Regions from separate parts of the Homo sapiens genome. Here region 1 is linked to region 2. A link is an interaction called in ENCODE POLR2A ChIA-PET data of the cell type or tissue named here. Cell type or tissue: HepG2. All regions are shown on one strand. Each heading gives the region's core, and the rest is flanking DNA. Links, peaks and the distances in the headings are about the cores only. Region 1 has its middle 36 kb from the start of EMP2. Region 2 has its middle 80 kb from the start of ATF7IP2.

Region 1 (5,371 bases), core at 190-5,189, 310 kb after region 2:
ACCTGTAATCCCAGCACTTTGGGAGGCTGAGGCAGGAGGATCACTTGAGGTCAGGAGTTCAAGACCAGCCTGGCCAACAGGGTAAAACCCAGTTTCTACTAAAATTACAAAAATTAGCTGGGTGTGGTGGCGAGCACCTGTAATCCTGCTACTCCTCCTGCGGGAGGCTGAGGTGGGAGGATCACTTGAACCCCAGAGGCAGAGGTTGCAGTGAGCTGAGATTGTGCCACTGCACTCCAGCCTGGAAAAAAAAAAAAAAAAACCCACAAAACAAAACAAACAAGAAAGTGGACTCAGATTACTTGTAAATGTATATTACAAAACCTCTAGGTCAACCACCAAAAAGTTGCTTAAAAGAAGTATAATTGATATGCTAAGAAAGGAGAGAATATGGAATCACATAAAACACTCAAAACCAGAGAAGGTAGAAAAAGAGAAGATTTTTTAAAAGTAAAAACAAGTGTACTGAATGCAAAGTAGTTACAAATGTGGTAGGTATTAATCCAACTACATCAACAATCACTTTAAATGTGAATGGTCTAAATACACCAATTAAAGACAGAGACCTCAGAATGGATTAGAAAAATCAAGACCTAACTATGTGTTGTCCACAAGAAACCCACTTTAAATACAAACAGGAGTGCTAGCAGAGGGTGAAGGGTGGTGGAGCCAAACTGCCCAGGATTTATTGGGCCACTTCTTTAACTCCTTTCCTCCTTCCTTCTTTCCTTCTTTCCTTCTTTCCTTCCTTCCTTCCTTCCCTCCTTCCTTCCTTCCTCCTTCCATCCCTCCCTCCCTCCTTCCCTCCCTTCCTTCCTTCCTCCCTCCCTTCCTCCCTTCCTCTCTTTCTTTCTTTTTTTGAGGCAGTGTCTTGCTTTGTCACCCAAGGCTGGAGTGCAGCAGTGCAATCACAGCTCACTGCAACCTTGGCCTCCTGGGCTCAAGCAGTCGTTCTGCCTCAGCCTCCTAAGTAGCTGAGACTACAGGTGCACAGGTGCACGCCATCATGCCTGGATAATTTTTTGATTTTTTGTAGAGACAGGGTCTCACTCTGCTGTCCAGGCTGGTCTCAAACTCCTGGACTCGAGTAATCCTCCCATCTCAGTCTCCCAAAGTGCTGAGATTACAGGCATGAAACACCACACCTGGCCACTTCTTTAGTTTTAATAAGCCTCAGTTTCCTTTTCTATAAAATCGGAATAGTAGTAGTTCTGATGAAAAATAGTATAATTGATATGCTAAGGAAGGAGATTAAATGGGCTAACTCATATAAAGCATTTATTTATTTGAGAAGGAATCTCACTCTGTTGCCCAGGCTGGAGTGCAGTGGCACAATCTCGGCTCACTGCAACCTCCACCTCCTGGATTCAAGCGATTCTCCTGCCTCAGCCTCAGAGTAGCTGGGATTATGGGCACCCACCACCACATCTGGCTAATTTTTGTATTTTTAGTAGAGATGGGGTTTTTCACCATGTTGGCCAAGCTGGTCTCTAACTCTTGACCTCAAGTATCTGCCCCCCTCAGCCTCCCATAGTGCTGGGATTACAGGTTTGAGCCACCGCAGCTGGCCCCACATAAAGCATTTAGAAGAGTGACTGGTACCTAATAAGTGCTATAAGAATATGCTGCTTTTGTTATTGTTATCATTATTATCCAAGTGCAGCTTCAGAATAAATTGCCTAGATCTCACTCCTAATGAGCCTTTTACTTCAAAGCTTCTCCTAAATAGGAATTTTAGAGCCACTAATTTTTCCTTGAGGTTTTGTTTTGTTTTTTAAGACGGAGTCTCACTCTGTCACCCAGGTGGGAGTGCAGTGGCGCGATCTCGACTCACTGCAACCTCCAACTCCCGGGTTCAAGTGATTCTCCTGTCTCAGCCTCCCAAGTAGCTGGGACAACAGGTGCATGCCACCACGCCCAGCTAACTTTTGTATTGTTAGTGGAGACAGGGTTTTACCATATCGGTCAGTCTGGTTTCGAACTCCTGACCTCAGGTGATCCACCTGCCTTGACCTCCCAAAGTGCTGGGATTACTGGTGTGAGCCACTGCACCCGGCCCCTTGTGTTTTAAGACCAGGATCGGCTACATAATTTTCAGGGCTCAGCGCAAAATGAAAACACAGAGTTCCTTGTTCAATATTACAAGGAATTTTAAGATGGCACTTCTGTGTGATTGTACAGGTGAATGTCCATGAAGCCAGCCGTAAATAAGACCATAGATTAAGAGAGCAAAGTCAGAATCCAAGATGCCACCTACCCAGTCTGTTCCACCCTACCTGAGTCAGGAGGGCTGTGACCTCCTGGCTGTGAACACATCTCACCTCTCTGCCCCCAGGGAATCCCAGCCAAGGCGCACATTTTGAGAAAAAAAAAAAAAAAAAGAACTTCAGCAAATGCTCTGTGGAGCCCTAATGCTCGCTGTCTTGTGAAATCCTGGATCCAGGATTTCCGGGGAGCTGGGGGCTCCTTTCTGGGCCCCATGTGAGCTGGAGGCCAGTCTTCAAGAAAGGAAGGGCAGAGCTCAGACTGCTTCTGTGAAATGCACTCAGGAGTGGGCTGAGGATTTTTGATTTCCCGGGACGCCTGCTCCAGGGAGCCCGCAGCAGCAGGAGCGAGTCCTGGCCTGTCCAACGCTCTCACCCTTCACCCTCAAGTCACCCAGTTGGCCACACTCTCCTGGGGGGGGCGGAGGTGGAGGTTGGCAGAGTCTTCAGAGCCTTTTATTAAAACTTTTTGGGTGCTTTGTTCACGAGGCCTGGCAAAGTCCAGGGCTCTGGCTTACCCTGGTCTCTCCCTGTCCTGCCCCAAAGGTCACCACTGAGAATCCCAGTCCCTTGTCCTTTGGGGCACTCTCAGAGCTGCCCCTCTGGGGAGGGGGAGCCGATGGGCACAGGCCTCCTGTTAGCGGCAACCTCCGCCTGGGGTGCCTGGCCACACAGGCGATTCCCAGAGAGTGTGGGCGGCAGACAAACAAGCGTTCAGTGTCAGCACAGCCCACCCAGCTCTGAAATGCCTCCTTTCTGTCTCCCGGGGGTGGGGCCTGACAGTAACCCCTGGGCCCAGTGACAGCAGGGGCCACCCACTCCCTAGCGCCCCTACCTCCCACTCCTCCTACTTTGCAGATTCAGCCCTCCCCTCCCATCAAGGGGCAGGGACAAGGCCAGCTCTGCAGGGTGTGGGCCAGTTGGTTTTTGATCTCAAAGATACTGTTCATCCCAGCCTGGGCAGGGCACTGGGAAAGCCTGTGGCTCCTCCCGCCCTCTCTTTCCATTTCCTGCCCCCTCAGGCGCCCTGCCAAGCTAGAAATCCTGAAATGCAGGCTGCAGCCTCTTGTGGGTGCTGGCCTGGCTGCAGGGTAGGAAGCCAAGAGGCAGGAGAGCTGGGGAAAGAGGCTGGCTCCTTCTGCTACCCCCAGTCCCTCCTCCCTTCACCCCTACACTCTCACAGCAGATGGAGGAGCCCCACCACCACACCTGACCTCCAGAGCAGAGGCGATGTTCACAGAACCTGAAATTAACAAATACAGACGGAGAGGGGCTCCGATGGAGAGATTGGCAGGGAGAGAGGAGCTGTTTGAAATCCAGGACATACCGTGGTGAAAGGAATACTTCAATTCCAAGTTTAACACTTGGAGGAACTGGAAGGGGAGGGAAAAGAGAGGAAAGCGGTGCATGGCAGGATCTGGAGAGGGAGAGGGAGCAAGGGAGCAGGTGCAGCTACTAGAATGCATGACCTGAAGTGCAAAATGCTCAAAGCAGTTGCCTAGCAATATCCCGATGCCCAAAAGGCACATCTTCATTGCTGTCATTGTTACCCTGTCCTGTCTGGGTCATCAGTTCCCCAACAGGTGTAACCGATTCTCTGCCTCCACCTGACTTTGGGGAGAGATGCCCTCCCAGCAGGAGGTGGGTCCAGCTACATCAGGGTGGGTACTTGTGTCCTCTTCCCATACTCGCCTCAATCCTGGACCCCATTTGGGTTTTATTAACATCCTGTTCACTCTCTCTCAGCTCTGATTCCCAGCGCCCACATCATCCACCTTGGCATTCTTCTTGTGGGCTAGTCTTGCGTAGGCCGGGTAAGAAGTACAGTATGCTCAGAATTGAATCACAGTTAGTTACTGTGACTAATTTCATTCATTCTATAGCCATCCATCCACTTAATAAAAATGTCTTGAGCCAGATCCCATGCCAGACACTGTGCTGGAGGTGGGGTTGCAACGATAAAGAAATGGTGGTGCCCACTTCCTGGCGCTTAGAACCTAGGGTAGGGGCGTCCCTCTGCTGCCAGCCCGTGGTGGTGGTTCAACATCACCCATCTCCCTCTCTCCGAGCTTCTGACTCTAGGGATAGGAAAGGGTCAAGCAATCTGTATTTTTAAAACATATATATTTCACATGACTCTATTTTCAAGGCAGTTTGGGAAACTACATTCTAAGGAAAGGAAATCTACTGGACTGGGGAAAAAAAGAAGCTGACAGGACCCATCAGCGAGATCCAGTAAGGCTTTCCTGGGAAACTGACTGACAGCTGTGACCTCAAGCACAAGGCTGTGAACTGGGGGAAGAAGGGAGGGACACGGACCAATGTTCAGGGAGGAGGGAACAGCACGCGCGAAGACCCTGATGTGGGAAAGTGCAGCTCGGGGGTAATGGGGAGCTGGAGAAGTGGCAGTGAGTTGAAGCCGCAGATGGGGTGTCCTAGGAGCCCTGGGGAGCCCTGGGAGGGTTTTGTGCAAGAGGCCTGCTGTGATCGTTGTTTTGAAAAGGTTTCTCATTCAGCAGATGCCTGTACTGAGCCATACAGGCCCCGTGACAGGTTCTGGCAGAATCAGGCTTCTCTCCCAATTCCCTCTTCCTATCGGGCCCTGGCTAGCCCGGCTTCTGCAGGCCTTGGCAGAGGGAGGAGGGGAAGCCCAAGTGGCCTGGAGGCCCCAGCTCCGCTCCTCTCCTTGTCTTGGCAGACAGAAAGCTGTAGACTGGGTTTTGGCATCTCCCACCGGCTGTGTCTGCCTCAGCATCCCCCCAGACCCAGCGGTGGGTGGGCACCCCCTAGGGAACCTGTTGGTCCTACTGCCAAAAACCCCTTTGCTCTCCAGAAGGTGATGTCAGGTCTACCCCCCATCCCCCGACACACATTCCACCCACCTCCTCCAGCCCAGAAGGGGTCACCTGCCAAGACGCTAACTGATGGGCCGCAGGGAGCTCAGAGGAGCAGGCATGCGGCTCCTCGGGCAGAGTCCTCATCCCTGCACCTGACTCAGCCCCGCGCTCCTACCACCACCTCATATGCTCCAAAGTCTTGAGGAGGAAACGGGGAGCAGGGGGATCCCCAGCGGCTTCTCAATCCCGCAGAAGCTGGTGGGTAGGACG
Region 2 (5,371 bases), core at 204-5,203:
ATCCTTCTCTTTCTATCTCTCTTCAGTCCCTCATTTCAACATAGTCCCATTTCTTTTTTTTTTTTTTTTTTTTTTGAGATGGAGTCTCCTCTGTCACCCAGGCTGGAGTGCAATGACGCGATCTCGGCCCACTGCAAACTCCTTCTCCTGGGTTCAAGCTATTTTCCTATCTCAGCCTCCCAAGTAGCTGGAACTATGGGCATGTGCCACCACACCCAGCTAATTTTTGTATTTTTAGTAGAGACGGGGTTTCACGATGTTGGCCAGGCTGGTCTTGAACTCCTGACCTCAGGTGATCTGCCCACCATGGCCTTCCAAAGTGCTAGGATTACAGGCGTGAGCCACTGCGCCTGGCCAACATAGTTCCATTTCCATCCTCTCTGGCTTCCACTTGACCTCCACATCTCTCTCTCTTCCCTCTTTCTTTCTTTCCTTCTCTCCACTCTCCTCTTCCCACTCCTTCCCCATTTTTCCCCATTTCTATCTCTCCTAGTCTCTCCACCTAACAAAACACCTTACAATTTTCTCATCAAGTAACTAAGAAATAAATGCAAACTATCATTCTTTGATTCAAATAATAATGAATACTACAGCTATAAATTATCAATACAAATTAACACCAAAAACAACTAAACATCTCAGAAGGTCAAATTTGCTTCTAGCTAAAAATCGACAAAACATTCTAATTTTCTGCACTAAATGTGTATCTTTGATAATTTATCCCAGGAAAATAGGACTTAGCTGAAATAATGGTCTCACAATGAAACCAGTTGTAAATTATAATTAGTATGTGCAATATGGGAAAAAAGTAGATTACATAAAGAAAAGCAATTGATTCCATGCCACCAATTTCAGTAAATTAAAATTTTAAAAAGTTTGGGGAAAATTAGAATAGTTTAATGGATCCACGTAGATAATTGATCACAAAATTAAACTGGCTTAGTAGAGTTTACTTTGGATAATGCTTTCTCATTGATAATTCAGCCATGTTTTATTTATTTATGTATGTATTTATTTATTTATTTATTGAGAAGCAGTTTCGCGCTTTTTTTTTTTTTTTTTTTTTTTGAGACGGAGTCTCCCTCTATCGCCCAGGCTGGAGTGCAGTGGCGCAATCTCGGCTCACTGCAAGCTCCACCTCCCAGGTTCACGCCATTCTCCTGCCTCAGCCTCCCGAGAAGCTGGAACTAAGGCGCCCACCACCACGCCCGGCTAATTTTTTGTATTTTTTTTTTTTGGTAGAGAAGGAGTTTCACTGTGTCAGCCAGGATGGTCTCAATCTCCTGACCTCGGGATCTGCCCACCTCGGCCTCCCAAAGTGCTGGGATCACAGGTGTGAACCACCACGCCCGGCTGGAGTTTCGATCTTGTTGCCGAGGCTGGAGTGCAATGGCACGATCTTGGCTCACCACAACCTCCGCCTCCTGGGTTCAAGTGATTCTCCTGTCTCAGCCTCCCGAGTAGCTGGGATTACAGGCATGTGCCAACACGCCCAGCTAATTTTGTATTTTTAGTAGAGACGGGGATTTCTCCATGCTGGTCAGGCTGGTCTCGAACTCCCAACCTCAGGTGATCTGCCCGCCTCGGCCTCCCAAAGTGCTGGGATTACAGGCATGAGCCACCAGGCCCGGCCAGCCATGTTGATATAATTCTGATCTAAACATTTGTATTCAAAATGTCCTGGCCAGGTGCGGTGGCTCACACCTGTAATTGCAACATTTTTAGGAGGCTGAGGTGGGATGCTGCTTCAGCCCAGCGGTTTCAGATCAGCCTGGGAAACACAGTGAGACCCTGTGTGTGTAAAATTAAAAATTAGCCAGGTGTGGTAGCACATGCCTATAGTCTCAGCTACTCAAGAGGCTGAGGAGGGAGAATCGCTTGAGCCTGGGAGGTAGAGGTTGCAGTGAGTTATAATCATGCCACTGCACTCCAGCCTAGGCAACAGAACAAGACCTTGTCTACTTTTTAAAAATTATTATTATTATTTGAGACAGAGTTTCGCCCTTGTTCCCCAGGCTGGAGTGCAATGGTGCGATCTTGGCTCACTGCAGCCTCCGTCTACTGCGTTCAAGCAATTCTCCTTCCTCAGCCTCCCGAGTAGCTGGAATTACAGGCACCTGCCACTATGCCTGGCTAATTTTTATATTTTTAGTAGAGATGGGGTTTCACCATGTTGGCCTGGCTCATCTTGAACTCCTGACCTGAGGTGATTTGCCCACCTCGGCTTCCCAAAGTGCTGGGATTACAGGCGTGAGCCACCACACCCGACCTAAATTATTATTTTTTATAGACGGGGTCTTGCTGTGTTGCCCTAGCTTGTCTGGAACTCTTGAGCTCAAGCAATCCTCCAGCCTTAGCCTCTCGAGTGGCCGGGACCACAGGCGTGCACCGTGATGCCCAGCAATTTTTTTTACGTTTTTTGTAGAAACAGGATCTAGCTTCGTTGCCCAGGCTGGTCTCAACCTCCTGGATTCAGGCAACCCTCCCACTGCAGCCTCTCAAAGTGCTGAGATTATGGGTGTGAGCCCCCGTTCTTGGCCAGTTTTATTTATTTTATTGATTTATTTATTTATTTTTGAGGCAGGGTGTTACTCTGTCACCCAGGCTGAAGTGCAGTGGCACAGTCATGGCTCACTACAGCCTTGCCCTCTTGGGCTCAGTCAATCCTCCCACCTCACCCTCTCAAGTGGCTGAGAATGCAGTCATGTGCCACTGCACCCAGCTAATTTTTGTATTTTTTTGTGGAGACACGGTGCTTTTATTTTTTTATTAAAAAATGTTTTATTTCATATTTGTTTATGACTTCATCATCATCAACAATGTAATAAGGTCAAGGGTTGGCAAACTTTTTCTATAAAGGGCCAGACAGTAAATATTTCGCCTTTATGAACCACACAGTCTACGTGACAGCTATTCAACTCTGCCCTTGTAGTATAAAAGTTGCCTGTACTGTTGTTGTATGTATTGAAAATATGTAAGCAGGCCTGTCATCCTAGCACTTTGGGAGGCTGAGGTGGGCAGGTGGCTTCAGTTCAGGAGTCTGAGACCAGCCTGGGCAATCTAGGGAAACCCCATCACTACAAAAAACACAAAAATTAGCCCGGCGTGTGGGTGCCTGCCTATAGTTTCAGCTACTTGGTAGGGTGAGGTAGGAGGATCACTTGAGCCCAGGAGGTCAAGGCTACTGTGAGCTGTAATCAGGCCACTGCACTCCAGCCTGTGAGACAAAATGAGACCCAGTCTCAAACAAACAAACAAAAAAACATAGGCGGGTCATTTGAGGTCAGGACTTTGAGACCAGCCAGACAGTGAAATACTGTCCCTACTAAAATACAAAAAAAGATTAGCCAGGCATGGTGGCGAGCACCTGTAATCTCAGCTACTTTGGAGGATGAGGTAGGAGAATCGCTTGAACCCAGGAGGCGGAGGTTGCAATGAGCCGAGGTCGCGCCACTGTACTCCAGCCTGGGTGACAGAGCAAGACTCCGTTTCAAAAAAAAAAAAAAAAGGACATAACTCAGGAATGGCCAGCTAGAAGAGATGCATGGGACAGGTATTGGGTGATGGGGGCGCGTGCATGAAGCTTTCTTGCACTCCCTGGGCTCATCAGCCTCCCAGCACTTCAGTGTGTTCACCCATCTAGAAGCTTCCCAGACCTCATTGTTCAAGAGTTTTTCTCAAGCTCAATGTCTGTTGTTAAAAGGCGGGAGGATCACGAGGTCAGGAGATCGAGACCATCCTAGCTAACACGGTGAAACCCCGTCTCTACTAAAAATACAAAAAAAAATTAGCCGGGCGTGGTGGTGGGCGCCTGTAGTCCCAGCTACTTGGGAGGCTGAGGCAGGAGAATGGCGTGAACCCGGGAGGCAGAGCTTGCGGTGAGCCGAGATCGTGCCACTGCACTCCAGCCTGGGCGACAGAGCGAGACTCTTATCTAAAAAAAAAAAAAAAAAATTTCAACACTCCAACCACTTGGTCTTTTTTTTTCTTCTTCTTCTTTTTGAGTCAAAGTCTTGTTCAGTTGCCCAGGCTGGAATGCAATGGCACAATTACAGCTCACTGCAGCCTTGAACTATTGGGCTTAAATGATCCTCCCTCCTCAGCCTCTTGAGTATCCGGGACTACGGATGTGCATCACCATGCCTAGCTAATTTTTTAGTTTCTGTAGAGATACGGTCTCCCTATGTTGCCCACGCTGGTTTGGAACTTCTGGACCCAAGTAATCCTCCCACCTGAGCCACCCAAAGTACTGGGATCACAGGTGTAAGCCCCTGCAGTTGGCCTTCCTTGGTCTTCTGATGACCAACCCCATCCTGAAGCTATATAGGGGAACTACTCTAAGTCACCTTATTGGCATGAACTCAGGTGTGATGGAAAAGGGCTCCTTATGGATAACAAAAGACACTCCAGGCCAAGCACAGTGGCTCATACCTATAATCCCAACCCTTTGGGAGGCCAAGGCAGGAAGATTGCTTGAGTCCAGGAGTTCAAGACCAGCTTGGGCTTGGTAGGCAGAGTTTGCAGTGAACTGAAATCACACCAGTGCACTGCAACCTGGGCAACAGAGTGAGACCCTGTCTCAAAAAAAAAAAAAAAAAAAAAAAAGGCACTCCCATCACTCAGAAAACTCTAAGCGTTTTAGGAGCTCAGTACCAGGAACTGGGGACAAAAACCAAATATTTCTTTTTTTTTCAAGATGGAGTTTCTTGTCACCCACGCTGGAGTGCAATGGCACAATCTCAGCTCACTGCAACCTCCACCACCCGGGTTCAAGTGATTCTCCTGCCCCAGCCTCCCAAAGTAGCTGGAATTACAGGCGCGCACCACCACACCCAGCTAATGTTTGTGTTGTTAGTAGAGACGGGGTTTCGCCATGTTGGCCAGGCTGGTCTCGAACTCCTGACTTCAGGTGATCCTCCCACCTCAGTCTCCCAAAGTGCTGGGATTATAGGCATAAGCCACCATGCCTGGCCAAAAACCAATTTTTTTTTTATTAGACCACAACTTGTCTGTGTCTCTTCCCCTCTAGATTTCGAGCAGCCAAGGGATGTGTCTAGGCACTTTTCATTTCTACTGCCCAGCACATAGTTGTTATTCCAAGCTGCACCATGTTGTAAACCCCTGCCATTTCGCAACCCTAGTCAGAGTGGAAAATTCCAGTGGGTCTCGGCTGTGAGAAACACCCTACCAGACAAGTTCAGGCCTAACCGCCTGAACCCAGGAAATTCCCTCCTTAGCAGCTAGCCACATTGCCTGTCCCTTTTTGCAGCAAGCAAAGACCTGTCCCGTCCTGACCTGTAATTACCCAAGTCTGTAAGCGGGAGTGGGTTCCGGCACTAGCTGGTGTCCCCCTCTGCAGGGCTTTGATCTG

Evidence for each region. Peaks named below come from ENCODE experiments on the same cell type or tissue, not always from the same donor. Only the 100,000 strongest peaks of a DNase experiment are listed, where the experiment ranks them.
Region 1: POLR2A ChIA-PET joins it to region 2 with 6 read pairs; 1 of 35 experiments calls an interaction of 5 or more read pairs at or near these places.

What each region holds. Positions count from the first base shown.
Region 1 is chr16:10,614,152-10,619,522 of GRCh38, forward strand. No RefSeq gene overlaps it. Among named protein-coding and RNA genes, the nearest start is that of EMP2, 36 kb to the left of the region's middle. In HepG2, for the core only: no CTCF peak of the experiment used is centred there; a DNase peak (open chromatin) is centred at 3,160; H3K4me3 peaks cover 1,626 bases.
Region 2 is chr16:10,303,500-10,308,870 of GRCh38, forward strand. No RefSeq gene overlaps it. Among named protein-coding and RNA genes, the nearest start is that of ATF7IP2, 80 kb to the right of the region's middle. In HepG2, for the core only: no CTCF peak of the experiment used is centred there; DNase peaks (open chromatin) are centred at 3,242 and 5,152.